Regions from separate parts of the Homo sapiens genome. Here region 2 is linked to region 1. Evidence: chromatin contacts called from ENCODE Hi-C data. All regions are on one chromosome and are shown on one strand. Each heading gives the region's core, a stretch centred on a gene start or an enhancer-like site at or near the end of the contact. The rest is flanking DNA. Distances are from core to core; before and after follow the strand shown. Region 1 overlaps CHL1 (cell adhesion molecule L1 like). Region 2 has its middle 78 kb from the start of CHL1-AS1.

Region 1 (5,283 bases), core at 1,056-3,555:
AAAAATGTATCTAGACATTGTCAGATGTCCCCTAGGGGAAAAAAATAACCCCAGTTGGGAATTACTGGGTTAGAAAATGTGATATCATTAATTAGAAATCCTGTAGCAAACAGTTGTTGTGTGTGCGTGTGTGTGTGTGTGTGTGTGGTGCATGTGTGTGTGTGTGTGGTGCATGTGTGTGTCTACGTGTTTTAACAAAGACACTTACTATTAGTTAACTTTTAAAACCAGAGAGGAAAGTTATTTCCACTCTATTACTCATTAAAGAAGAGTAATGATTAAACTTACTACCCACCCAACCAACCAAATTTTTCCTATTTCATCTCTACCCTTCACTGACTCCTTCTCAGAGAAAAAGGTATTTTGTTGGTGGTAGTAAAGGTGATAGTTTCTAATGGTGGAAGCTCTTGAGTCCTGCATCTTGTGACCATCGTTGAACATCTCCCTTTAAACAGTTCCAGGTTGTCTTTCTCAGGGCCTGCTTGATACAGTAAAATTACCAGAAGCAGTTCTGAATTCAGCTTTACCAGTAATAAAATTGTTTCAGCACTTTAATTCTTATCTAAATTATTCAGCACTTTAATTCTTATCTAAGTTATTCAGCACTTTAATTCTTATCTAAATTATTTTGTGGCTCTTCAGTTTGCTGTTATTAATAAAATAATTTGCCACAGATTCTCTTTTCTAGTAAGAAGACTGATGTTCAATTTTCTTGACATACTTTGTTAGAAAATGGTATAGCTACCATCCATGACAGTGCCACAGTCTCCTGAAAATCCCTTGCAAAATCCCTCATTCTTTTAGATACAAAATTTTCATCACTGTTAGGTACACTAAAAAAAAAAAAATGCCTAGACTCTACTAAGAACTTTTTAAATATGAATTTCAGTTTTAAATTTTATTTTTATCCCGACTTAGCAAAGATATTACATGACACTTCACCTGAAGATCCATGCCTCCAAAATACTTATCTTTACACACCTATATTTATTTCTTTTTATTTTCTTTTCAGATAATAGAAACCTGATTTTAGGACAACATAACCATAATCAGCAGTTAAAAAATACTCAGTGTGAAAAAATGATCTACATTTTCCTACAGTGGTTTTATACCCAGGATGAAAAAATAAATGCTTGTCAAGTAAAGGCATTAACACATTTTCAAGTGACTTCTCAAGTGCAATTTTATCCCTTGTCTCAGCATTTCATTTATACAGCATTTATTAATCAAGTCTAAGCAGCCTTTAAGTCCCCAATCCCTACTTCGGATTCCCTTCCAATCACTGCCCACTTCTCTCATTGTCTCTGGTACTATCTTTCCTCCCTCCATTGTTTCAGTTCAGCTTTTTGCTCTGCTCCTTCAATCATTCCAACTATACTATCCTTTGAGAATAGCAGTCATCAATTTCCAAAACCATAGAACAAGGACTAATGTTTATACTTTCAAAGGAGATTCAGTGAATAAAAAAGACCATTTAAGAAATGCCAGGAAAAATTGATTACTCCAGAATTCAAAGCAACCAGTCCAGATTGTGGAAGAACAGCACCATTTGTTCCCTAGACTTGGTAGTGACATAAAGGGAAAAGACTGCTAAATTTATCTTTGTTCTTTGCTGTATATGAATTTTAAAACTCACAGAATCTAAGAAGCATTTACCTTAAGAAGAAGGAAAAAGACTAGCTATAGAAAACAGCTCCCCCCTCGATTAAAATAAATATTTTAAGAAGCTTAAGGCTCTGCAAAAAGATATATAAGAAGATCCAAAATAGAAAAGAAAAGAAAAGAAAAATGATGCAAGAAACCGGATACTTTCTCTATTGAGAAATCATTTGATCAAAAAACTTTTACTATTTCTCTGAGGTAGAAAGCCATATATAAATGCTGGACTATATTCTTTGTCTTTATCCATAAAAATAACTGCTAAATTGCAGTTTTAAGACTTAAAGACTAAATCCCATTAATCTATTTTTCTAAGACACTGAATATCCGGCATCATTCTGAATATTGTTTTTCTGTGGGTCCCTTTTTCGTGCGTCCCCATTAGAATACTAAGATCTGAGCGTGAGAAATATAGAGAGAAGAGAGAGGAAGCTCAAGGTTGCTTGAAACCATTCGAAAGGCAAGGGCAAACTCACATCTGAAACTCATGCTTCCTGGATTTTTCTTCCACAATGTGGCTCACAATAATGTCATTTCTTGCTCTATGTCTAAGTTTGACAGAGTTCAGAAACTAAAACGTTGCTTCCTGTGTGAGATGTGCAGACTGCCATTCAGAAATTCATAAAATACCACCTTTACTGAATAGCAGTGTGTGTACTTCTACAAGGACACTGTCTATTCATTGTGTCCAGTAACCCAAGTCTACCATTATACTTCTTGAAAGGAACAGTAAATTGTTTCCAAATACAATTTATTCTCATCCTTTTTACGGATAAGCAAAAAAAAGCAGCGCATCAAACAGGAAAACAGGTTAATTTTATGCCAGTCATGAAGCCTGGTGACAGGTGCTGCCATATGTTGCAACAAGATCTCTTGGCCATGGTTCATTGCTTTGAGAGGTACTAACGAACGCTTGCAGTAGTGTGTGACATACCACTGGTCCCCTGGGATCGCATGCAAGATCTTGTGACAGGTATGAAATTAACTCATGGCATCATGGTATTTTCCAAACATGACAGCTCCCACATTAGCCGCCACTTAGCGCAATGGGGATTGTGGGGAAATCTGGAACAACTAGTAAATGATTTCAGTGGGATCTCCTATGGGCCACAAGGAAAACCGACCCCAAAGAGAATGTCTGGAAAGGTTAAAATCATAAAAGGCAGTGGTCAAATACACAGACAGCAAGCAAAATAATTCTGTTTTGGATATTCTTGTAATTTTAATTTGCTTCCTGGCCTGATTTCTATAGAGCGGATGAAGAAAGTATTCAGTATTCTATTTTGAAGGGCTCTTTATTTCCTTCTTGAACTGGAACAAAGTTTCAGTCATGAGTTGAGGAAGTACTGGGCAACCACACTTCCTTCCAGCTCACATGCACAAGCTCACAAACACACTCCACATTCCTGCCTAGTAAAATAAAATACAAATACCTAAATGCAAACTACATTTTATGTTTCTGTTAGATGCAGAGATGTAAAATCTGTGAAATGTAGCTGTAAAACTTCTTGTTATGGAAAAGAAAAATGTTAAAAGAGCAAAGCAAAATATTTGCATCATGTAATAAAGGAATGTGTCACTGGCTAACTTTCCTGATTTCTGAGTTGATTCTCTTTCCAATAACAATTCCAAATGTCATGCCAAAGACAGGGAAAGGGGGAAATATGGAAAAGACAAAATAAGCAAATGTAACACTTAGAAATAAAGTCACAAAAATATTTATTTTCCTTGAATTCGCAATATAAAAATGACACGTAAGTTCTGAATGCCCTTTTTTTGCATTTTTTTCCAGTATAAGGTAAGAGAAATAAATCCCAAGTACAGTGAGTATAGTTTAAAACGGAAGCAATTGGTCATTCTGAAAAGGATAAAAGTAACATGGAAATGAATGTGGTAGAGAAGAGAAAGAGAAAATGAAAATATACAAGATTCAATGCTGTGTTCTTCTGCCAGTTGTCAAATTAAGGATTTTAATGTTATGTGTATTTACAGATATAGAATATTATCCTCTGGTTTCACAGTCTGTGCACTAGTTACTCATTCCTGGCTCTTTATTTTGCTTTTTTAAATATAAACTTCCTTAAGAATGCCTTTATGGTTCCAGGATGTGGCTACTATTATATAATTCTAGCACTGAGAACATCTTAGCACTTTATCAAATAATATCCTTTAGTTTTCAAGCAGATGCATAATTTTTTAAAAAAAATCTATAAGCATTTACTTTATATTTTAAAAGACTTTTTAGAATGAATACTCATGTAACAAACACTACATAACACATATTGTGTATCAGGCACTGTTCTAAGTATTTTATCAGTAATTCATTTAATCTTAATAATAATAATCCTATGAGGCAGGTACAATCATTATCTCCAATTTTCAGATGAGATCATTTGGGTATAGAGAAGTCATTTGAAAAGTCACCAGCTAATAAGTGGAGTGCTTTAGAATGGAACCCGGATAATCTGGCCCGGAGCCCATACTCTTTTTTTTTTTTTTTTTTTTTTTTTTAGGAGACGGAGTCTTCCTCTTTCACCCAGGCTGGAGTGCAGTGGCATGATCTCGGCTCTCTGCAACCTCCGACTTCCAGGTTCACGCTATTCTCCTGCCTCAGCCTCCTGAGTAGCTGGGACTACAGGTGCCGGCCAGCATGCCCAGCTAATTTTTTGTATTTTTAGTAGAGAAGGGATTTCACCCTGTTAGCCAGGACGGTCTCAATCTCCTGACCTCGTGATCCGCCCCCCTCGGCCTCCCAAAGTGCTGGGATTACAGGTGTGAGCCACCGTGCCCAGCCCCAGAGCCCATACTCTTGAACTCCATGCCATGCTGCCATTGAAGTCTTTTTGAGATCAGTGTACGACTCTTTTAATCAGGAGATTTTCCTTGGAACTGAAGTTCTTCTTGCCTCTTATTGAAACCTCATGGTCAAAGGCAGTTGAGTCACTGGATTCCAATCATGCTGCAAACTATAAAACACCAGCTTTCTTCCAAACAGGCTAAACTCTGCAGTTTCCTATCTCCAACTCCTCAAAAATGTCTGAGAAGAAAGGTTATAACACTCTTAATGTTGTGACAATCCCAACCTTCAAAGCTCAAGTTGATTCATTTGATATATTTTATTGAGTATCTACAATGGACACAAATCATATACAATATGATTGGTGGTGCAATATAATACTTTTAATATAGTGGTGAATTAAACAGACATAATGATCTTTACCTTCACAGCATTTTAGACAGGTCGGAAAAATATATTATAAAAGTAATCATGACAATGAATATATAATATTTATCTTAATTTTTAAAAGAATAATATAAACAATAATAATTTCGACTTTAGAGTTCAACATATCTTTAACCCCAACTCTTCTAATTATTAGTTTTTAGAACAAAAATTACCTTCTTAAACATTCAAGTTCTAAGTTTTTTCATATGTTAAAAGGGTTTTAAGGATTAAATAAGGTAAAATATAAACTACTTAGCCAATTGTTTGGCACATAGTATATATATACAATTAATAATATCCTTAATCATGATTGCTAATAATATTTAAATTTTATACTAGTTTTTTTATGTAAGTTTATCTTTGCACTAGCATTCTTTTCAGACTGAGATCTATTCTTT
Region 2 (5,283 bases), core at 1,809-4,308, 180 kb before region 1:
GGGGATTTTGGCCTGAGCTTATATCTGGGCATTTGCCTTAGCTTCAATTTCAGTTGGCCTTTATAAATGTTGCCTGAAATAAGGATTGTATAAGAAGTAAATTGGTTGCTACTAATACCTTGCATTTATTCTTCTTATGCATAAATTTATATTTCGAAAATAAAATAATCACATCCACTAATTATTTTTTCACAAAGTACATTTGTTATTATTTGCTACTTTTTGATAAAATACCCAAACCCAGCCTTCAGGCAGCACTTATATAACATGCCCAGTATCTATTTAAAAATTTTAAAAAATCAGCCAAGTTGTCATTTTTTCCTGTCAACCGGTTTTAACCGATAATTTTCATAATTACAGAACTCAGTCTTTCTGTTGTTGGCGGAGTATGCAAATAATAGGATCTCCCACTTGGTCTCCCTAAATGCACTCCTATGGAACTGACATGCTTAAATATTTGGGGAGAGGGTTATCCCCTTAAAACTCAAATCCAAATGTTATATTAGCTAGAAAGAAAACAGTAATATAGAATGTCTTCCTCAAAATTAGATAAGCTCTTTATCTGAGACATGGGCTCTGCTCTTTGAACACAGGGTGAAATGAGTCTCTGACCTGCCTAATGATAAAATCTCTTCCTTTGATTTTTAACATCAAGCTAGCTTTAAAAGAGGCTTTTATATTTAATATGTTATGGAAATTTATTCATGTAGAAACATGTTTGGTATTAGTGTGGTGCCAGCTTACTTCTAGAAGTGATGAATTGAAGTTAAAATTGAATATACTAAAGAAGGTAATAACATAGTAATTAAAAGATTGGGGGTTCCAAGGTCGGTTCTAGCATTTATTTGTGGAGGAAATTGAAGTCTAGAAACCTCACATTCAACGTCTGCAAGCTGATGATAACAACCATATCTATCTCCAGGAATAATTATTAAAATATTTAACAACTGATTGGGCATGAGCATAGAAAAATCAGGAAAAACACTCATTTGACCAAAATAAATGCCAGCCAACAGTTGTACCACTGAGGATCACCTGAGTATCAGCCATTTTATCTCCTCAGGATGTTGGCACATATAATGAGACCATAGTCTTAACTATATTTGCTACCCTCTAAGATGACTCCCAATCATTTGTACGTTGTACAATGTTGTTCTGTGGGACCAATAAAATACAGCAGATAAAGGCCCGGCGCGTTGGCTCACGCCTATAATCCCAGCACTTTGGGAGGCTGAGGCAGGTGGATCACAAGGTCAGAAGTTCGAGACCAGCCTGGCCAATATGGTGAAACCCCATCTCTAGTAGAAATACAAAACAAACAAACAAAAAGCTGGGCATGGTTGTGCACGCCTGTAGTACCAGCTACTCAAGAGGCTGAGGCAGGAGAATCGCTTGAACCCAGGAGGCAGAGGTTGCCGTGAGCCAAGATTGTGCCACTGCACTCCAGCCTGGGTGACAGAGTGAGACTCCATCTCAAAAAAAGAAAAAGAAAAAAATTACCACAGAAAAAAATGATACTTCATTTCTGAGGTGAAGTTACAAAAGTCCCTTCAGCTTCCACTGTGACTGGTATTTTTCTTCTTCTCTTCAGCCACTCTTTCTGGGGGAAGCCATGTGATAAGCAGCTCTGTGGAGATGCCAGTGTGGTGAGGAACTGAAGCCTCCTTCCAGTAGCCCTGTGAATGAGCTTAAAGGAAGATTCCACAGCTGCGGAAAACTTCAAATGGCTGATGCCGGGCTGACAGCTTGATTGCCATCTCATGAGAGGTCCCAAAGCAGAACCACCCAGCAAAGTGACTCCTGGATTTCTGACCCTAAGAATTTATGTGAGATAACAAATATTTGTTCTTATTCGGCTGCTAAGTTTTGAGATCATTTGTTTTGCAGCAAAAGGTCACTAATTTACTACATAATTAGCATTATTATATAAAAGTGAAGTGAGAACAACAAAGCATTTTAGGGCAGAAAGGCATGTTGTCCTCTTAATGCTGAAATCTGAATGAAAGAGAGATCTTAAACAGGAACAATATTTTGACGAAAGTGATGTTGAAAAAGACCATGGTATTCAGTTGTATAGACTGTGCTGTTCACAAGGGTGCCCGACCCAGGATGTGAAAGAAGATGCAAATCAAACCCCCGCTCAGGTCTCCAAGCTGTGTGACCTGACTCAGAGTTGCATCTACCCAGAAGTAGAAATGCCTTTTTCTAACACACAAACATTTAATCCTCTTGCCAGGTTGTGTACCCATGGGGTTTTGTCAGCCTTGGAGAAGGCATTTTTTTTTAAATTAGTAAGCACATTTTTTTTAAAATTAGCACAAGACACCATATGGGCTAGCAGTGGTTTCAAAGTTGGTGGGGGCAGGAGGATTTAAATCTTTTTGAAGGAGGTAGTTCTAGCTTCAAATCCTGCCCACTTCATATGTTTTATGTGTATCTTCTGATACGTTTTATAACTTCAGTTTTCTCACTAGTAAAATGAGAAGTGAGAACAAAAATATCTGCATAATTGGATTATGGCAAGAACCATATGAGATAATTTTTGAAAAGCACCGAGCTCAGTTGGCTAGTACACCATAGATGATCAATACATGCAGCTTTTCCATCTCCTTTGCATCTGCTTGATTTAGGCAGAATAAAAAGGCTGTTTATGGAAGAAACTGCAAGCTTGCCAAATGAGTCAAAACTCATAATGTTTCCTATTATAGCAATCACTAGGAGCGGAACCTAAAGAAAAAGCACAGCAGAAACTCCTGAACTATTTACTGGTCAGCATCACGAAAATGGGACAAATTGATTATATAGGTAGGAAGATAGGTTAATAGATAGGTTGGTAGACAGATAGATAACAGATGATAAAAAATACATATAAAGTTTGTACTGAATATATATTAAAAATGTATCTATGAGGTACTAACCTACATTACTATATTCACCCTCAAAGCAGCTGTGTTGCTGTTGTACAGGTGTCTCAGTGCCTGCAGAACGAACCTCGTAATGTCCTTCTTGGAAATATTAGCACCAGCTGTTTAGGATCCCCCTGTCAGAAGTCTATATCCAGACCTTGGCAGGCTCCTCTGGTGAGCTGAGACACTAGGCCAGCTAAGCAGAGTCCTGGCTCAGAACTTTGTCTGTTCGTTCTATAGGCCTCCTCTTCCAAGCTTCAAGGTTCTGAAAATTCCAACCTATTCCCTCTGTTTCCCCAGCCCTAGGAGTGTCCGTTGCTTCTCACATTTGTCATCTGTCTATGATACCTTAGTTTCCCCTTTTGCCTTTTCGATTGCCAAGTTAACAACTTTACACGTAGTTTACAATTTTTCATAGGACATTCTCTGTTAATAAAACTGTGTGTGATTTCTGTCTTTTGCTTGGTCCCTGACTGATCTAATGACCTAAGGGGCAGCTCTAACATCACAAGGGACAATGTGGGGAAAGTACCAGATATTTCAAGCCAGAATATTTATAGTTGTGATAAAATTGTTTTTGTAAAATGGGAGTATTATGTAGATTGTTCTTCTTTATTATAATTTATTATGACTCTTTTTCAAGAGTCTGATTTAAAATAGTTAGACAAAGGCACGCACCATTACTTGAGGTTTAAATTTTTCGGTGACTTATTCCTGCATCTCTTCATTTATTTCTGCTGCAGTATCTTTACCAATTCTACCACTTTCAGTTTCACATAGGGAAAACCTCCTACAGGTCACAAGGAAAGTAGAAAAGAGGTATTATCTTTAACTTATATTCCTCTAGCCAAAATACTGAAATTTTCTCTTTTTATTTTCCAAGGGAATTCAGTTCCATCCTCTGAAAAGTACATAGCCCCATTCTATTTCACTTGTACTGACAAATAGAATATATACTAACTCCTGCCATCTTATTTCCTTCTGTAGGTTCAATAAGTACCTAAAGGGCTTCATCTGAGAAGAGATGTGCAGTAGAGAAAGGGAAGAAAAAAACTTATAGAAATATTTTTTTAAAAACTATTTTTGCATGAAGCCACTGTTTGAATAGATCATTCAAGTTTGAGGTTAATGATACCTTGACTGTCAATATGGATGAGTCAGATGATCTAGTGTTGATAATGTGTCGTTAACACATCTGAAGGTGCACTGAACATTGTATGTTCTTTGTACATATCTTGTAATTAACCAAGAAGAAAAAATGAATTTCCCTGGCAAGAAGCACAAACTTGTAAGAGTTTTGATTAGGAGTTAGTACAGTAGGCAGGAAACAACTTTTAAAACTGATATCATGATGCTCAAGGACATAAACAGTGGTATTTTAAAATATTCTTTTAACAGAAAGAGACTTTCTTCCAATGAAAACTTATGTGATATCAAAATATTTGTATTAAAGATAAAGATGGTGCTGTAGTAGATATTTAGGCTAGTTCCTGACACCTTGCTAAATGGCACCCTCCTCCTTTACCTTCCCTGCTATTATTTACTCTCAATTTTGTATTAAGCAGGGTCCCAGCAAAAAAATATGGCATACTCATATTTGGTAGTTTGAGTATAATTGAACACAGAGATTGTTTACAAAAGTAAACTACCCAAAGGTAGTACAGTACTCTGTGGCTAATAAGTAAGAAGCCATCAGATAAATTGCCTTATTTCTAATATTTCTCATCCCACATGCTCTTTTTAGTTTCACTTGGTATTCTGCCATTGAAAGGTGATGTCTCTATTTCATTCCTTTGAATCTATGAGCATTTGTGATTACAGTAGAAAATGATGCAGAATGATCCATGGTTGTATCATAAAAGTGATGCAGTGTATACGCCTGGTTTTCTTTCGGAAGATTGTTGTTGGAACCTAGACACTGTACTGTGAGGAAGTCCAAGAAGCTTTAGAGAAGCTCATGTGAAGAAGAACCTAAGCCCCTGGTCCTCAGTCCAAGTTGAACTCCAAGCCAACAGTCAGCACTAACTTGCCAGCATGTGAGGGAACCTTCCTGGAAATAGATCTTATATCCCCAAGTTAATCCACTCCAGCTGAAGCAGTGAAAAGCAAAAATAAACCTTCCTGACCAAGCAAAAATTGCCAGTTCTGTGGCAAATAAACAATTGTAGTTGTAAGTTACTAAGTTTTGGGATAGTTTGCTTTGCAGCAATAATAACTAAAATAAGAAGTTACTACCCCAGGCCTGAAGTAGAGAGGGGAGGGGTTGGCTACTAAAACTCAGCAGGAGAAAGAGTTGTGTGCTATTAACTCCCTTTCCCAAGAAAGGAAACTGGGTGAATAAATACCCTAATCTCACTCTACCTTCCTGATGGGCTCC

What was found. Hi-C counts contacts between places; a loop is a spot of excess contacts on that map. Pooled maps may share reads with other maps.
Region 2: a map with no recorded cell type shows a loop between it and region 1 (10-fold over the local background). The contact joins two enhancer-like sites. A Hi-C loop is called at or near these places in 4 of 37 single-sample maps with no recorded cell type and 4 of 50 pooled maps.

The regions. Positions count from the first base shown.
Region 1 is chr3:275,778-281,060 of GRCh38, reverse strand. The region is part of intron 2 of CHL1 (cell adhesion molecule L1 like); the gene reads right to left. Among named protein-coding and RNA genes, the nearest start is that of CHL1-AS2, 81 kb to the right of the region's middle. Within about 2 kb of position 2,305, at least 4 of the 41 ENCODE cell types and tissues checked have a DNase peak (open chromatin) inside an H3K27ac peak, as active enhancers do.
Region 2 is chr3:460,831-466,113 of GRCh38, reverse strand. No RefSeq gene overlaps it. Among named protein-coding and RNA genes, the nearest start is that of CHL1-AS1, 78 kb to the right of the region's middle. Within about 2 kb of position 3,058, at least 3 of the 41 ENCODE cell types and tissues checked have a DNase peak (open chromatin) inside an H3K27ac peak, as active enhancers do.